Regions from separate parts of the Homo sapiens genome. Here all the other regions are linked to region 1. The links are chromatin loops, found by intact Hi-C in ENCODE. Cell type or tissue: PC-9. All regions are shown on one strand.

The links. Hi-C counts contacts between places; a loop is a spot of excess contacts. Peaks named below come from ENCODE experiments on the same cell type or tissue, not always from the same donor. Only the 100,000 strongest peaks of a DNase experiment are listed, where the experiment ranks them.
Region 2: a loop joins it to region 1, with 6 times the contacts of the local background. A loop is called at or near these places in 6 of 110 quality-filtered maps.
Region 3: it touches region 1 in a loop (4-fold over the local background); 1 of 110 quality-filtered maps calls a loop at or near these places.

What each region holds. Positions count from the first base shown.
Region 1 is chr15:70,091,302-70,095,301 of GRCh38, forward strand. It overlaps TLE3 (TLE family member 3, transcriptional corepressor), which reads right to left. Exons shown (of 20, transcript NM_001105192.3): 4 at 3,231-3,275. Among named protein-coding and RNA genes, the nearest start is that of TLE3, 4.6 kb to the right of the region's middle. In PC-9, no CTCF peak of the experiment used is centred here; DNase peaks (open chromatin) are centred at 850 and 2,440; H3K4me3 peaks cover 2,983 bases; H3K27ac peaks cover 2,325 bases.
Region 2 is chr15:69,803,405-69,807,404 of GRCh38, forward strand. It overlaps the pseudogene GEMIN8P1. Among named protein-coding and RNA genes, the nearest start is that of LINC00593, 30 kb to the right of the region's middle. RefSeq lists a silencer at 1,578-1,774. In PC-9, no CTCF peak of the experiment used is centred here; a DNase peak (open chromatin) is centred at 1,987.
Region 3 is chr15:69,996,192-70,000,191 of GRCh38, forward strand. All of the region lies in intron 2 of LOC101929129 (a long non-coding RNA gene), which reads right to left. Among named protein-coding and RNA genes, the nearest start is that of MIR629, 81 kb to the right of the region's middle. RefSeq lists an enhancer at 3,997-4,000. In PC-9, no CTCF peak of the experiment used is centred here; a DNase peak (open chromatin) is centred at 1,900.

The DNA of each region.
Region 1 (4,000 bases):
GAAAAGGCTGCCTGACCCAGCTTCTCAGAGAGCCAGTGCCTCAAATCCAATGCATGGCAATTGCTCTGGGGCCCCTGGTTTTAAGCTGGCTTTGTTATTTGTGGCTGACACTGGAAAGCCTCTGCACAAACAAGATGGCAAGTGATGAGCCGGTCAGTCATCACTGCCTTCCCAGACTCTCTGAACCACCCTTGACATTCTGCCTGGAAGCAGGGGGCTTGGTGGAGGTGGGTGACCTCTTGAAGTCCCGGGCCAGGCCTGTGATTCTGTAATCTTTGCTTTACCATAATTAGGGAGGGAGGCAGAAGAGCAGGAGGAGAAACCATTTATTACTTCTCTGGGATTTTGACAGCTTGGAAAAAGAGAGAGACAGAGAAACAGCCAGAGAAGGAGCCAGCCACAGTGAGTTTAACCTCTCAGTAAAATAAAAATGGGCTGGACGCACCTCATCAGCTGCCCTCTGTCAATACCCGGGCCCATCTGGCAGGACTCGAGGTTCCCAGCTAATTGGCATTTCCCATAGAGCCAGCAAAGGAGAGCTTTTAAAAAAAATATGTGGTGGTGATGGTGGAGTGCGTGTGCGTGTATGCGCGCAGGCTGAGGACTGCCACACTTCCCAAGGTGCTAGCTCTATAGATCATCTATTATATAAAAGTACAGACAGTCCCCACCCCCACCCCAGCTTAAAGATGAAGAATCCAGCCTGTTTGTTCCAGGCAGATGTAATCACACGAACAGTCAAGTCTAGAGGGCAGGACACTGCATGAATAATTCAAGCACTCCAGTCACTTGATTGTGTGTGCCGATAAAACACCAGTCAACCGCTAAACAGGTCAGCTGATAAACTTGTTTGCTCAGGCCTAACCACCATTCGCCAAATGCACCCAAGACCCACACTACAATTAGTGGCAGGGCTTTCTTCTACAGAACCCTTGCAAACCTAGGGAGTGGCCAGCTCCATTAGATCAGGGTTGCATTTCACGGCACAGGTTTCTTCACCTCCTTGCCTCTTTGTTCCTCCACAGCCACAGGGTGATTTCACCCAACTCAGAGACTGCCATAAGCTTGCAAAGCCACTGCATTCAGAGCACACATGTTCAGGCTGGGAACTCAGGCTAGAGGGCAAAGGTGAGTGGCAAGCAAGGTAAAGTGCCCAGTGGGGAAGCCAGAGGGCTGGATTTGAATCCCAGCTCTGCCCTCCTGGCCTCCCTGAAGCCTCAGTTTCCTCACCTATAAACAGGGGGCAAAGAATGCCTCTATCCACCACTGGCAGCTGAGAGGATTAAATGAGACAACGTAGCCAAACCCCAGGCATTCTCCCCTTAAGAACCTTGTTTGGGGAATGGCCAGAAATCCCAGATGTACACAGCTGCTCTTTATATAAACCCCACCACCAAATGCGTTAAGATATTTAACTCTTCCTGCGTTCACAGCATCCCCAGGACTCACAGAACAGATCTGCTGCGAGCCAAGGTGGATTCTTAGTGCCAAAGCACCATTCATTCACAGACATGCGGAACACCACCCATGCAGACCTCAACATGCAACGAGACATTACACCTTAATTACCAAGCTCTTCCAATAACTGCTGCTATAAATTTTAAACCTGGGTGCAATTACCCTCTTTAAACACACCCAAGATACTATTTGAGAAAAAAAAAATTAAGACAGGGCAGACAAAGGGAGGAAGTGGCACCCTGCATACACCCCAAGGTCCTTGAAACACCTGGGCCCCCAGTTCCATTTCAAGCATTCTTCCGGGACCTGGCCCCTTCCAGTTGCAGAACCTGTCTCTATTCTATTTTTCCAAGGAGAAATATCTTTACGTATAAAGCCCTGTCTATTATTTCTGTGTGTCAAGAAGTAAAAACATGGTAGCCTTCATGTGCCTTCCTAAGGGACTAACTAATCCCTCAGGAAGCCACAAGCTGGCTTCCCACACATTGCTCAATAAACTCAGGCCCCTTTCTGGCTTCCCTTCACCCAACACTGGGGGCTCCCTCCAGGAGGGGAAAGGAAACTACAGATCCCAAAGGCTCTATAGGAAGCCACCCGAGTGGGTAGGAATCTGCCCACTTTCCAGGGTCACCTGCCCTTCTCACCTGCCCTGGGTCCTGCCTCCTTAAAGAGCAAAATTGAAACCTTGTAAACGACTGTTAATTTAGAGCAGAAAATCCATTCAAGTCACGGTCACCAAAGGCTAGAATGAGTCAACAGCCTTCTGAGATTTCATGAACACCAATTGTTAAAAAGAACAACCGGCCTGCCTGCTCCATTTATACGTGCCAAGTCAACTCTAAACGTTGGCCAAGCCAAATTATAGGCAGCCTTTCCTCAGAACACAAATACACAAACAGGCCTCTCCCACAGCCCAGCCTAGCACTGGGACTAGTTACTGATATGCACTGAGATAAAGGGTGTTTGTATTTGCTCGGTTTGAGGTATACTGTTATTAGAAGAGTGACAATACCAGGTAGTTTACATATCCATCAAACGACACCACACTAGCTAAACTGGTTTGACTTCAGGATTTCAAAGCTGAGCTCAACCCCCAGCCATCTCGAAAGTCCTGGCTAGGCTGCCCCTGGGCAAGTTACTTCACCCAGGAGCTTCAGCTTCCTTCTCTGTAAAATGGGAACTCGGCTGCCTTCAAATCAAGACAGGGATGAGAAAGCCACCTTGTCAATGCAAGGCACTGAAGTTGTATTTCATTCTGGCTTCATATTTTTAAGCAGTTAGTGGCTTCGTTCCCTTAAATTTCGACAGCTCAGCCTGGCTTTTAAGGTTCTTGAAGTTTAATCTTATCAAGGCAGAACATCACATTTCTGCAAAAAGAAAAAAAAAAGGAGAAAGAAAAAAAAAATCCTCCTGCATTTCCTCTTGAGAATTTTACATTAAAACAGATAAAAGCAGCCAGCCACCTCTGGGCTTTCAGGAGTTTGTAAAGCAGATCCTGGAGGTACAACTTTCCCTTTGGTCCTTTATCCTCCACCGAGATCCAAGACCAGGACTAATTTCACAAGCTCAAATGCTAAAAGCTCAACATGTCTAAAAAAAAATCAGCAAAGCCTCAGACCTTGCATTTCAAGGACTGGATCCATTCACTCTTCAAGGAGAAGGGGGAGGAATCGAAGAAGCAGGCTCACTTTCAAACAAGAGAGAACATAAGAAGTCCACATATATAAGTTTTTAAAAAATGAAATATATTTTTAAAAGAGAAAAGCACTTACCTGCTTGTGCATTTCAATGTTCAAGCCATAGGACATCTCATAGTACTAAAAGTAAAAAGAATGGCTATTAACAGACAACACAGAAATCTGGTCATTTTTCAAAATCAGTTTTTTCTTGGAAAGGTTTTGGCCAAATCATACTTTTACGATACATTTGCTAAAGAAGTTTAAATCAAACCCCAAAGCCAGCTTACAGAGCGGTTTAAGAGCTGACAAGGGCGAGCGTTCCTCTCATCTCAACAGAACGTTATATTATGTGGTAGTAAGGGGAGCTGGGCCTTCCCTCCCACAAGCACCACATGTGCCCTATATCCTGTTTATACAAGGTTCAGGTTCAACAGGGAATCGTGTGTACACTGGGACCCTCTTGTCCTCTGAGAGTTATTTAGCACTGTGTCGAAGGCCTCTTATGTGGAAAGCAGTGCAGGGAGCCGTGCCCTCTCACAAATGAAGATTAAAACTTGCTGGGCAAAAGGAAGACAGTCTGCCTACTGCCCCAGCGTGGAGAAGATACCCAGCTGGGGGATCCCTGAGGAGGGGAGTGGAGGCAGAGAGAGCTTTACAAGGCCTCTCCACTCCTCACAACACCCTGGGGAAGGAGGGCTTCTGTCCTACTCTGGCTAGATCCCAGCTGCAAAGCAGAAAAGTTTCCAAACACTCCCAGGAGGTCACTAAGAGAGATTTTTACCAACCCTAATTTCACATGGGCTGGTCCAATCCTATCTTACTAGCCAAGATAGGGCAATGGCAATCAGCCCCTGGGAAACTTT
Region 2 (4,000 bases), 290 kb before region 1:
CTGGATCTTGGCGCTGTCCCCATACAATCGCTTCATCTCGGCCTGGGACGCTGCTCTCTAGGCCTCTCAGTTGGGGCCTCTACCAACCAGCGGGTGTTGCAGTACAGGTCAGGTCGTGGTCAGCCTTCACATAGCTTTCCAGGTGCTCTGCATCCAGCTGCTGTCACCACCGTCCTTCTCTGTGCCTCTACCGAGGCACTCTGCAGAGTACTGGCGGAGCTCTTTGGTGATTTCCATATTGCTCAGGTCACATTCTACCTCTGCATCTAACTTGATCTCCATCTCTTCCTCTTTGGACAAATCTTGGTCTTCTCTTGTGGATGCCTGGATTCTACTGCTGTCATGTGGCTGCTGCCCAGACCCTCTGAAATGTAAAGAACTGCACGGGGAGTCCTGCCAGGTCACATGATGGCCATAGAAGGACTAAGGATACGCAGCCTGGTTATCGTAACAGCTTTGGGGAGGAAGTGCAGGAGGGAAGTACCAAGGAAGACTGCAACAGGATTCCCCGGCCTTCCTGTAGGCATTGTGGTGGCTTTGCATCGAAGCCATTGCTTGATGATAATGTTGCCAGTATCTTGCATATATCGGATGAGAATACCAAGGCCTGGTAGCTTTCAATGTTCATGCCTTCACCGCTGCCGTCTCTGATTGTGAAAGTCCAAGTGGGTGCCGAAACTCATGGGCTCTCAGCTTGCATATCCTGAGCGGTGGCCAAGCAGGGGCCTAGTTTTCCTTCCTTAGTGAGAAGTTTTAAAGATTCCCTGGTCACTCATTGTTTTGAGCTAGATGTCTTGTGAATTAGTAGTTGGCACACACTTATTGCTTACCCCTCCCTCACATTCATTTCTTCATCGCCTAACAACAGCTCCTGATTGGACTTGGGGTCAAGCCCTCTCTTAGCCCAGGTGGCTTGGGTGGGGGTTCTTGAGGTAGAGCACATGACCCTGACCTAAGCCAATCATCACTTCTCATTTCCCAGGTCACAGCAATTAGTTCAGGGGTGGGCATGTTACCAGAGGCTAGTACAATCAGAATGAAGTCAGGACTTTTGTGGAAAGCAGGCTCAAGTCTCCCTGCTAGACTTGAACCCTCAGGCTTGTGAAATGAGCCTTGGGTGTTACCTTGAGTTTGAGAATAAAGCTGAGGACTGGAGAGAGGTCATATATTGGAGACAGCACAGAGCTCCTGATCCAGCCTTGCCTGAAGCTGGCCCTACCCTTTGATCTTTTAGTAATAGGAACTAATAAATTTTCTTTTAGGTTTAAACACATTTGGGTCAGATTATAAGTTAACTGAAGTAGAATGAGTCCTCACTGATACAAGTATGATCAGCAAAAGAAAAAGACCAAATATAATAAGGAAGACATATTCCTTGATATTTATAGTTTGGAAGGCAAAAAGGTTAAAGGGGACCATTCTCATATCCCCATGGAATCCATGGAGTCACAGTCAAGCACTCCTGGAGGGATCTGGGTGCCGGCATCTCCAGCCAGCCCTGTGATAGAGATCTGAGGAGTTCCCCTTAGAGCTTCTCAAGGAAATCCTTGATGCAATAAGCCGCACACTTAGGGAAGCTGTTCTCTCCAGACAGGGTACAACTTGAGAAATGGTTTCAAAATGTTTTGACATGTTCCTGAATGGCAGGTCTATGGGAGAACAGAACGGGGGCTGTGGTATGTTTGAGGCTTTCTGTGACCTAGGGGTAGGTGTCAGGAAAGCTTCCAAACTCTCCCTAGAGGCCAAGCCAGGGCTGCCTGAGAGGCTGGACAGTGGGCACTCAGGCCCCACTGGGCAGGGACACCAGTGTGTCATGCTTGTTGTCACACTTGGCTTATTTGCTCTTCTCCACCAGGAATTCTGTGGGGCAGGGGATTGCACACTGCACACATCACAGCTGCTCATCCAGGGTTCAGGGAGCACAGGTGTTGTGGCACTTGCTTCATCTTGAGTGGCACGGAGCACAGAGCAGCCCCTGTGGAGTGTGGAAACACCAAACCCTGAGTCACCACTGACTGTTGCCCTGGGCATAGAACCCCAGGTGAAGGCACTTAACACTGGTTATCCCTGTGCATCCAGGAAGCTGAATGGCGGCCAAAGAAAAAAGTTACAATGCAGTCAGGCTGGACCAGAGAATTCCTGCATGTGCAAGTTTGTGCGTGTGTATGTTTTGGAAGTCAAGCCAGATGTCGTCTTTCCTCATGTGACATTTGGTATCTTTTTTCCACAGCAGTGTTCCATTATGTTCTAGTTCTTGAAAGAGGCAGTGAGGCAACAAGTGTACGACGAAATTGATTTGGGAAATGATTTATGTGTATTATAGTCTTCTCTTAGAGGATCACAAAGTATATTAGCATATTAAAGGCTCTGAGAAGTCCTGTAATAAAGGAGCCTGGTTGATTGAATGATTGTGGAACTCATTGTGGGTGGATCATTCGCATACTGGATGGAATGGGGTGCCAGGCTGACTGTGCAGAGGGTGATTAGTCCCTGAAATGTAGATAGGGGCCACCTAGAGAATGGTGGAGCGTCGGACATGGATGGGTGAACTGACCAACTGGGCTATGCATTTCAGCCCCAAAGCACTTAAAGCATAAGGTAGATTGTAAGATCCTGGAGTTCACCTGCCTTAAACACCTCCTTTCATAGGAGAAGGACACCAAGGTCGTTAGAGAAGAACTGAGTTACTCATGATCACCAGTCAGAGCTCTTGGCTGCACCACATAGATGCCGATGTTGGATACCTAGGGAGAATGAGATTTGATGGAAGGATATGGAGAAGGCCACTGAACCCACTGGAAGACTGGAGAACCAGGTCCAGAAAACAAGCAGAAGCCAAGGGAAAGTGGGCTGCTGAGAGCATAGCCAGATCATGCCACGAAATCTGATTAGCCCACTTCAGCTACGGCCCATGATGCATCAGAAATGGACCCATGGCTCTCTGTGTTCTTCCCAGTGGGTACAGGTGATTGGCTGAGCACAGACTGCGTTCCCCTCCCTGGCTGTTAGGGTCTGGGAGAACAGGTGGGAGGCTTTTGTGGCTTCTGCAGCAGAAGCCCGGAGCCCATCTCTCCCAACGACTCACACAGGAAGGAAGCCCCCATCTGGTTGGGGGCAGAATGAGGTTACAAAGCCCATCTCCTGTCTTGCAGTTCAGATTATGCAGCCAAGGGTACTCTTTTACATAAGTGTTTAAAATCTTGATTTAATCAGCAACATAGACCTTGCAGCGTTCCTGCTTCCATGATAGAAGGATATGAACTATTTGAAACATTCGCAACTACTGCTCTCCTTGGGGATTCCTACCCTCCTTCCATTCTTTACTCACTGGCCTCATGGTAGAGTAACTAGAGCAGAAATGCAGAGCGAGAGAGAAACAAATATGCAGCTTTCGAAACCCATGGCAGAGACAATAGTTTGAGAGTCTCAAAATCTTGCCTTTCGAGAATCCGAGTCCTGACACACAGAAATCAGGAGGACTAGTGTATGGTTTGTTAAGCTACTTTTTCCCACCTACCCAGTCTACATTAATGACTCCCTGAGCAAAGAAAAAAAAAAGTCCTTAGAAGGAAAGAGAATTAAATGCTGGCATGAATCTCTGGGAATGGTCCTGCCTACACGTTCCACGCTCTCAAACTCTGAAGTTGAGGGGACGATAGAATCTCCAATAATTTAGGGGATCAGAGAGAAGAGAGACAGGTGCCCCCACTCCGTGGGGAGGCAGGAAGCTCCATAGAGAAGTCCCAGCATTCAGTGTCGTGAAGGACCAATAGATAGGCAGGAAGCAACCTCCGGGGGGTTCAGGACGCATCACAAGCCCTCATCCCCCCGGTGTTGTGTAGCGAACAACAGAATGTTTCTGAGTGTATCTGATGGTCCTGAGAGCCAGAAAACCTGGAGGGCCTTGAGCCTGGGATGGTAGGATGTAAGAGCAGGTGCAGGTGTGGACCAAGGGCAGGAATGAGGATTCCCCACCAGTCCACAAGGGGTGGCCGCCACC
Region 3 (4,000 bases), 95 kb before region 1:
CCAGAATTGTAACTGAGAATCCAAACTACTATCTCCAAATTGAGTCTGGTAACCTTAGACAGAGGCTGGCCTCTTATGTGCCCATTCTGTGTCAGCATTTGGGGGAAGGTAAAAAACAAACAAACAATGAAACAAAACAATCAGCCTGGCTTATCTGAATACGCACAACACCGCAGAGACGGCGCCAGTGGAGGCATGCCTCAGACCACGCCATTAACAGAGGCCCCAAAAGTTCTCAGCCCCGTCTCCATCCCACAGCACAGAACTGCTCCAGTGGAGTGAACCAGTCAGGGTGGCCTCGACTGACCTCTGCTACCTGCTGGTGTGTACACAGTCTCGACTCGAGCCCCCTCAAAGCCCGCGTGAGAAAGCAGGTGCTGCCTGCCTGCTCCATATTATTAGAATTCATTTCCATATGTTCCTTTCATCTTCTCTCCAGGATAATTGTTCTTCTGGGGCTCAGGGCGTGGGAGGGCAGGAGGTGCACACTCCTGTTTATCAACTCACTAAATGCCTGCTTTAAATTAAAACCCACACCACATGCTGGCTCACACAGGAATAATATTAAGACCAACTGTTTTCCTGCCTCCTGCTATCAATGCCAAACTGATTTAAACCCGCGTTTCCTTTCCATCTAGGGACATCCATTCTGGAAGTATCTAGCAATAACCTAGTTCCTACAGCTCCCAATCCTTTTTTTTTTTTTCTTTTCTCTTCTCTTTTTTTTTTTTTTTCTCTTTTGAAAGACCCTCCTGCACTTAAGAGGACACACAGCCTGAAAGATCCTTTTATACCCTTTACTGTCAGCCAAACCCTAGTCCAAACAGTGTGTCTGTTTAATCAGTCAACAAGCCATTATTGTACCTTCTCAGTGCCAGGCCCGGTGCTAAGTCCTTCATATACATAGTCTCATCTAATCTGATCTAATCCTCCCAATAAACCTGAGAGAGGTATTATCATCCCTTTCCAGAGGAGAAGCAGAGGTCTGGAGAGGAAGAGCGACCTGCTCAAGGTTAGGTGGCTGCGGGCGGTGGAGCTGGCAGTCCTGCCCATGCTATCTCACTTCGGAGCCCCGCCCTCTGCCCAGCGGCTGGCCACCAATCTGCTCTCCATTATCCCAGCTGCTCCTCTCACCCCACCTGTGGCCAATAGGCCGGGATCATTGCCTGTTCTGTACGCACACGGGATCCAGACTGCACTGGCAGTTACTCACCTAGAGTGATTTCATCAACAGGAAGGATTCTGCTGCTGAGGCAAAATCCACTTCAACGGCCTTCCTTTGACTGAGGTGAGCCCACTAATCCTCTGGGTTAAAACATATGATCCTGTTCTATGGTGAGTAGTTCTATGCAAACCTAGCCCCAAAGCCTAAGGAAGCTGAGAGGCCAAAGAAAGAGGCCAAGAAACCCAGGTTCTCAGAAAGAAACATTTAATAGGGACTCACGAACAACCCATGTCTTGGGTGGCTGCAAGGCGCAATGGTGGACGCCTGCACTGCTACCCCCAGACCCAGGGCTCGTATGCCATAGGGAATTTGCCTAAGGGCAGGATTTATAGTAAGTATGTGTTTATGGTAACATCAAGGTTGTTTTGATCTAAGGGCAGGATTTACAGCAACTACATGAAAGTAGAGATCTTAGAGGCTTTCCTGGAGCTGGGGTTAATCAGAAGTCAGCATGGCACATTAGCATCCAAGATGGAGTCACTTCAGCCTCCACAGGTCCTCAGACATCCCCTTTAAAATGCACCTGCTGTCAGTGTAGTCAGTGCAAAACAAACAGCCCCAACATTTAGTAGCTTCAAACAACCACCATTCTATTTCCTCATTCTTCTGTGGGCCAGTAGTTTGGGCTGGGCTCTTCTGGGCGGGTCTTCTGCTGGTCTTGTCTGGAGTCACTCATGCAGCTACACTCATCTGGCAGCTCGCCCATGGCTGCTCCTCATTGCTGCCAGGGGCTCCAAGGGAACAACAGTGGAAGCTGCAGGACCTCTTGAGGTCTGGGCTCAGAAGCTCCATGACATAACTTCCTCTGCATTCAATTGGTCAGTGCAAGTCGCAAGAGGCAGAGAAATCCACTTCACCTCTTACTGGGATAAAGGGTGTACATACCGGTATTGGGGGGAATTTGTGCCCATTTTTTTGCAAGCTGCCACACTTGGGAAGGTTGGTGAATTAAGGTGTCTCTAAAGCAGGTCTTCTCAGTCTTGGCACTGCCGACATGTTGGGACGGATGATTCAGGGGATTCCTGCTTTGGGGGACTGTCCTGTGTAATGCAGGTTTAGCAGCACCTCTGGCCTCTACTAGCTGTCAGTAGCACTGCCCCAGTGGGGACACACAAAAATGTCTCCAGACATCAGCTAATGCCTCCATGGAATGGGAGTATTGTCTCTGTTTGCTGACCATTGCTCTAAAGCAAGGGCCCCAGAGAAGTTGCTTCCCGAGCCTCTTGCAGTGGCTCCCCTTGGGCCCCATGATGGGCTCTCCTCAGTGCGGGCCAGCCGGAGGAGAGGGGGCTTTGAGAGTGAGAGGCAGGAGGTACAGTTTAGAAACACAGCCCCTGTGTTTTGCCAGCCCTACCTCAGCACAGCACTCACGGCCAGGCCAGGGCCAGGGGAGCGTGTCTTGGTCCCACCAGCCCACGGGGCAAAGGGCCCTGCTGAGGCAGGTCCAACTCTGGACTCTGCTCTCATCACCCCCAACTTCCTGCCACTCCCCAGCCCCACTGTGTGCTCCCCAAACTTCATTCAGCCACCTTTCCACGGGGCTGCCTCGCCAGCTCACACAGCAAGGCCAGGAGTGAGTCCAGCTCTGACAGCCTGGGCCTCACACTTGCCAGCTCCTGCCAGCGCTCTCCATAGGCAGTCGAGGACTCCTGAGTGGACTGACTGCTGGAACCACAGGCCTGCGGCCCACCTGGCCATGGGCAGCACCACCACCTGAGAAAACCTCGGCCTGTCTGCCGGCAAACACAGCTGGATCCACTTTCCATCCATATCCAGAATCTGACCACCTCCCACTACTCCCAGCCTGGCACCAGCCACCAGCACCTCTCACCTACATGCTCCCAGGAGCCTCCCACCTCGCCTCCATATTCTACACTTGACCCTACAGCCTAGGCTCCACCCAGTGGCTACCGGATTCTGCTAAAGCTTCAGTGTGATTGTGCTACATCTCTGCAACTCTGAAAATGGTTGCCATTTTCTCAGAGGTAAAGCCCAAATCTCTACTGTATACAACCAACGAGGCCCTGTCTGACGGGGCCTATTGCTGCTCACCCCACCTCCTATGGCTCCCGCCTCCCTCACCCTGACCAGCCACACTGCTCCTCGCTCCTCCTCCAACACGCCAGACACCCACCCACCTCAGGGCCTTGGCCTTTGCCCCTTTGTCTAGAATGTTCTTCCTCCACACGTTCACTTGCTCCCCTCTTCACTTTCTCCAGGTCTCTCCTCAAAGTCGTCATTTCAAAGAGGCTCCGTCTTAGCTCAGGCTGCTGTAATGACACACCACAGACTGGGTGGCTTAAACCACAGACGTGTATTTTCCCTAGTTCTGGAAGCTGAGAAGGCCAAGGTCAAGGCACCTGGCTTGCAGATGGCCACCTTCTTGCCGTGTCCTCACATGGTGAAGAGAGAGAGAGCTCTGGTCTCTCTTGCTCTCCTTACAGGGACACTAATCCCATCGTGGTGGGGAGGGGCACACACGTGGCCTCATCTAAATCTAATTAGCTTCGTCCCAAAGTTCCCACCTCCAGACACGATCACACTGGGGGTTAGGGCTTCAACATGTGGCTTTTAGGTGACGCACACATCCATCCTCATTTCACCCGCCCTGGCAACTCTTTTGAAAATGTCAACCCCGGACACTCATATTTCTCTTCTCTGCTTTATTCTCTCCACAGCACTCATCCACCCTAGCATATAATCCATTCTACTTTCTCTTATTTATGGTCTGTCTCCTGCACTAGAATGGAACTCCATATGGAGAGGTATTTCCTT